Regions from separate parts of the Homo sapiens genome. Here region 1 is linked to region 2. A link is an interaction called in ENCODE POLR2A ChIA-PET data of the cell type or tissue named here. Cell type or tissue: MCF 10A. All regions are shown on one strand. Each heading gives the region's core, and the rest is flanking DNA. Links, peaks and the distances in the headings are about the cores only.

What was found. Peaks named below come from ENCODE experiments on the same cell type or tissue, not always from the same donor. Only the 100,000 strongest peaks of a DNase experiment are listed, where the experiment ranks them.
Region 1: POLR2A ChIA-PET joins it to region 2 with 13 read pairs; 12 of 35 experiments call an interaction of 5 or more read pairs at or near these places.

What each region holds. Positions count from the first base shown.
Region 1 is chr6:28,122,871-28,125,677 of GRCh38, reverse strand. It overlaps ZSCAN16 (zinc finger and SCAN domain containing 16), which reads right to left and starts at 1,069. Exons shown (of 4, transcript NM_025231.3): 1 at 1,001-1,069; 2 at 1-265. The coding sequence starts at 234. ZSCAN16-AS1 (ZSCAN16 antisense RNA 1) reads left to right here. Exons shown (of 2, transcript NR_103456.1): 2 at 2,467-2,807. RefSeq lists an enhancer at 924-1,425. In MCF 10A, for the core only: no CTCF peak of the experiment used is centred there; a DNase peak (open chromatin) is centred at 1,117.
Region 2 is chr6:28,355,145-28,357,951 of GRCh38, reverse strand. The region is part of intron 1 of ZKSCAN3 (zinc finger with KRAB and SCAN domains 3); the gene reads right to left. It also overlaps a transcript of ZSCAN31 not described here. Among named protein-coding and RNA genes, the nearest start is that of ZKSCAN3, 6.6 kb to the right of the region's middle. RefSeq lists enhancers at 634-1,538, 1,818-1,887. In MCF 10A, for the core only: a CTCF peak has its summit at 1,660 (motif pointing right); DNase peaks (open chromatin) are centred at 1,661 and 1,921.

The DNA.
Region 1 (2,807 bases), core at 19-2,518, 230 kb after region 2:
CTCCTTGGTGTGGCATTCTGGCCTCAGCCACTGACGGCAGAGCTCCCACAGCTGGGTAAGAGCTTCACGGGGTCCAGGTGCATCCTGATAGCAGAGCTTCCTGAAGTGTTGTCTATAGAGTTCCCTCCTGTGAGGACTGCACTTTTGTGAGCTGGAATCCTGTCCCCAGTAATGGTCCTCTGCCTTAATTATCAGAAGTCCTTTTTGGTCCTCAGGTTCCAGGGCTGTGGTCATTCTGGGCTTTGCCAGGAGATTTATCCTCTATCTGGGATTGAGTCAAAGAGAATCTCTTAGAATCCTGCCTCAGAGACACTCCTAAGGCATAAAAAGTTGTTACCATAGAGAAATTACAAAAATTTCTGTGAACATAAACACATCATAATGAAGCCAAGCCACCAGAAGTCAATCAGAGAAAACAGTCTTATAGGAAGCTGAAACAAAACAAAACAAAACAAAACAAAAAACAGTGACGCAGGGATATGATTTGAATCTGTGCTCTATTGTGTAACTTAGAGGAAGTTATTTATCTGGACTAGAACTACAGATCCTCAGGTACAATTCTCATGTGTGTTACAGGGTTGATATACAGATTACATGAGAACGTATGCAACGTCCCTGGCATGGCAGCGGGCACTAGTAAGCACTAAATAAACGCCAAGTATTATTAACGGCTTTGTTAAAAGGCTCTTCATTCTGTTACCATGAGATGCACGGGCCAGCTTGTGCCCCCAGGATTCACTGGTTATAGGATATGTGTGCCAACCCTGGAAGGGGATCAGACAGATGCCTCTGCAGAGGAACCCGCAACCAGTGTCCCCCTTCCACCCATCCTCTCCCGGAAGGCTGGGCCAAATCCTCTCCTGTAGATCTGTTGGGGGGCGGAGGGAGGGACAGGAGTGTTACACTCTGCCCGCGACAGGGAGGTGTGGGGAGGGTGTTGCTGCTGACCACAGCTGCGTCTTGTCCCCTTTTCTCCACCTGGGAGCCGGGAGACACTCACCTTACGCGCAGGGAGGAACAGGTGCAACAGCTAGCGTCCTTTGGACAGCCCCGAACAAAGACTAGACTCAAAGACACCAATCGGCGCCCGGCCGCTTCAGCCGGGCACTTCCGGGCCGCTCTAGGAAGCTTCGCCTCTGTGGCAGCTTGAGTGCTTGCCTCCTCGGCCCTAGCCAGTGGAGGACCCGGCTTTTACGCCTCGTATTGATGGGATTGCGGGATCTGCGAGCAAGTCTTATTTGTACTTCTTTAAAACGTTTTTCGGTTTAATTATTGAGTAATATGGATAAGTAATGCATTCACATACATTTATTAAAAAGAGTAAATGTCCCCCAGCGTCTAGTTTGACAATATTTTTCGTGACTTGTATATCCTTCCGTAGATATATTACACCGTTATAGATTGTCCGCGCTTTTTCCCCTCTGCACAAATAGTAGCACTTCTGTACCTTTCTTATTTTTCTTTTTACCAGGTGGTCTTGGTAAAGGCTGTACATAAGTGTTTCCTTGATCTTGCTCTTTTTTAAACAACTGCACGGTATTCAACTGTGTATTATGTTCTATAATTTGTTAATAAGTACCCCATTGGTGGTCATGAGGTTGTTTCCAATTCTTCTTTTTCAAACATTGCTGCAATAACTTACTGTGAACTCACATCATTTTTCATGTGTAAGGATATATCCATAGTCTGTATGTCTAGAAAGGGAATTACTACAGCATAGAATAGGGAAATTTGTACTTTTGTTAATGCCAAATCACCAATCATAGGATCTACTAGCAGTATTCTTATTTACCTATACTTGTCAACACAGTGTTATAAAATATTTTGATCTTTGCCAAATTGATGGGTGAAAAATGCTCTTAGTTTTTTACTCCCTCTTCTCCTTTCTTACACAAATATTGATTTATCTACTATGCCAGGCACTATTGTGGAAGCTGGAACTAATTTTGAGCAAAACAATGCCCTTCCTTTCATGGAATTTATAATCTTGTGTGTGTGTGTATGTGTGTGTGTGTGTGTGTGTGTGCTGGGGAGGCAGGCAATAAACCAAAAAATATACATAGTGTATAGAGAGTGGATATCAGTTCTAAGGAGAAAATAAAGGAAATAGGGAATTTGGGGTGAGAATGAAGTGATGCAATTTAAATAGGATATTCATGGAGGACCTGACTAGGAAATTGACATTTGAGCAAAGATTGAGGGAGCTGAGGGAATGGGCCATCAGGGATAAAGATGTTTCAGGGAGAGGGATAACAAATGCAAAAGCCTGGAGTGGAGTGTGTTTTAAGTATTTTGGGCAAAGGAAGGGTGCTTGTTTTTCTGGAGCTGAGTGAGCAAAAGAGCGTTGGGTGGAGAGATAGTGAGAGCCTTGGGTGAGTGCAAGGGTATTTTTACTCTAAAATGATAAAATGATAAGCTACTCAGTTTATTTTCTTTTCTCTTTTCTTTCCTTTTCCTTTGTTTTAGGAGATGGGTCTCACTCTGTCACCCAGACTGGAGTGCAGTGAGTGGTGCGATCATAGCTTACTGCAGCCTGAAACTCCTGGGCTCAAGTGATCTTCTCGCCTCAGCCTCCTGAGTAGCTGGAGCTACAGGTGTGAGCTACCCAGCATGGCTCATTTGAGATTTCTGAGTAGAGAAGTAACATGATTAAACTTGGGTATTGAGATTATTATTTTGGCTGCTATGTTAACAGTAGACTTGAATGTGAAGGGGTTGGGCAAGGGCAGAAGCAGGGAGACAGGTTGGAAAGTTGGAGTGGGAAGGGCCTTTTTAAGAATAACACAAACCCCTAAAGACATAAAACT
Region 2 (2,807 bases), core at 116-2,615:
AGTGAGACCCTCAATTATATCTGAAGTGAGGCTTGCCCAAAAAACTGGCATAACATTCACATTAAAATTCAGCTGAAAGAAGGATTTCTGCAGGCTCTTCGGATCTTTGGGCTGAAGGCCCTTCAGTTTCTCTCAGAAACATCAAGGCAGCCGAAAACATCACCAAGCCCTTCCCCTGGAGAGAGCATAGGCTGCCCCTGGTCTTTGCCACCTCCTCAATCTGCCACTTTCTTTCTTCCCCTTCAAGACTGAACTTCTTGAAAGAAAGTCCTTAGTCCCTGATTCTAGTCCTCACCTCCCACTAAGCCTTCCACACACTGTAGGCTGCAACTGCCAAGACCACTAAGATTTCGCATGCAGAAGGAACCAAAGGTGCTTCCCTCAATTCCCATTTTCCATGGCCTCTTCTCAGGCAACTGGGCTGAGGATACTGTCCACTTCCAAAAACTCACTTGTCCTTACTTCAAGGATCTTGCTTTCTCCTGCTTTCCTCCTTCCTGGTTCTTCTCAGCTCCCATCATAATCTGGTTAAGTGTTCTGAAGCCAGGTTTCCTGAGGTCGTCAAAATCCTGGCTTTACTACCTACTAGCTCTGTGCCTCCCTCTCCTTATCTGTAATAGGGATAGTGATAGCAGATAGGGCCATTGTAAGCATTAAGTAAGTGAGTGTATAAAACTCTTAGAACAGTGCCTGGTGTGTGGTTGTAAGGAACATGGCTGTGCTGCAGCGAAGCAGGCATAGGCCGAGGTAAACATCCTGCATGACTCAGCAGGATTGGAGCGCACGCACACAATTCCGTGCATTATATAATCACAGTTATGTAGCCATAATCTGGGGAGGCTCATCACCTGGCTCTAAGATACTACTGTTTGTGAGGTGTATAAATGTGGCACTGACACTGTGAAAGAGCTGCTGAGTAAAGCCATGTCCCATCTACCTGCTGTCTCTCGAGTGTTCTTCCAGCTCCCTGCCCCCCATCCACCCACTCCCCTTGGACCTCAGCTGGGGCTCTAACCTGACATTTGGCATAGTGAGCAAGATGAGGTGAGTGGGTCTTCAGCCCCCAGGCTCCCGGAGCGGCTATGCAGCCACAGCATGAGCTGTGGCACCCAGTGGCAGCCGTGCTGCAAGGATGGGCTCTGGTGGAAACATGGGCGGCAGTGGACAGGCCCTCCACGAGTGTGGAGAAGGTGCTGAAGCACCTGGAAATGCACAGGACCGAGAAGGAGTGTGCCTTTGCCAACAGAGTCAGATGGGCATTTGTGACTGTGCTGCTGGAAGGGCATGCCCAGTCCCTGCTGGACGCAGTGCAGGGAGGAGGACGAACCTCCATTACAGGCTCACCCAGTGGTCTGCCAGAAAATAGAGCATGAACAGCCACTGGGCCCCAAGGGTGGGCCTAGAGACCCCCTACCATAGTGAAGCACACTTCTTATAGTGCTTGTACCCCCCACTGAGTTGTGGGAGTTAGGCAAGCAGTGCCAGCAGCATTTGGGGGAGACTCCCTGCCTGAATTCTGTCTCTCCGGGACAAAGGAGCTGATCCATTTCCTGCTCCCCCTCTGAGATGGAAAAGCTGGCTTCTTTAATTACAGTGTGGTCTGATGCCGGTGAAATACCAGAAACTGTCAGTAGATGGCAGTTGTATATAGACTTAGTGCAAGTCATTCGGGAAAAGGACATTGCTGGGCAACTAGGTCCCGCCGGAGCGTTCCAGCTCAAAGATTACCTGCTGCAGTCAGGCAGAAATGTAAAGTCTTTCCTGTTTGATTGGGAACTGACCCAGGTGCCAGGCTTGGGGGGACACCGGACAACCAAAGGCAATATGTGGACTCGGCAAGCCACTGGTCCCTAAACCTGAATAAGTTTCCGGGCAGAGCTGCATTTATTGACGGTTATGAAAGCTGGTCAGTGAAAGTGAAACCTGTATCTTTGGACCTCGGCATCGGCCGCTTAGCTCCCTGCTTATGCACTGTGGATGTCTCTCCCATGCCTGAGGACAGGCTGTGGGTGGATGTTTTGCACGGCTTGGCAGCTGTGCCGTCTATCATGGATTTGATAGGCCACTTGACAACAGAACTGGGATGGTGCCACTGTGTGGTGGACTTGGCCAATGCATTCCTCTTAATCGACATTGCTCCAGAGAGCCAGGAACACTTTGCCTTCGTGGGAGGGTGACAATGGACTTTCACAGTATTGCTGCAGGGATATATGCATAGCCCCAACATATGTCATGATCTTATTAATGATGTTATATTAACCTCTGATTCTCTTGCAGATTTAGAAGCAGCAACGCAGCCTCTTGCCTGGAATTGGGATGATGCGGCTGAAACCACCTTCCTGGCAGCCAAACAGGCTATTCAGCAGGCACAAGCCCTATGGGTAGCTGATCGGGGCACCCATTTAAACTTGATGTGCATGTGACCAGATAGTTTTGACTGGGGCTTATGGCATCACACAGAGCTCTTTAGAATGCCAGTAGACTTTTGGTCCCAACTTTGGAAGGGAGCTGAGCTCCAGTATTCCTCGACAGAGAAGCAGTTACTAACTGCATATGCTGCCCTTTAGACTCGTGACAGCCTGGCAGGATGGGCTACAGTCGTCGCGCGCATGACTTACCCAATAGCAGGGTGGGTATGCTCATGGGTAACAACCCACACACTGGGATGGCACAGACATCCACTTTTGTAAAGTGGGGTGCTTAAGCCTACTTGGAACAGCAAAGTATGCTAACTCAAGTCCCTTAGAAGCACAATTACAGGAAGTCTTAGGACCTACAGTCCTAATGCAAGATAAGGTTATGGGACC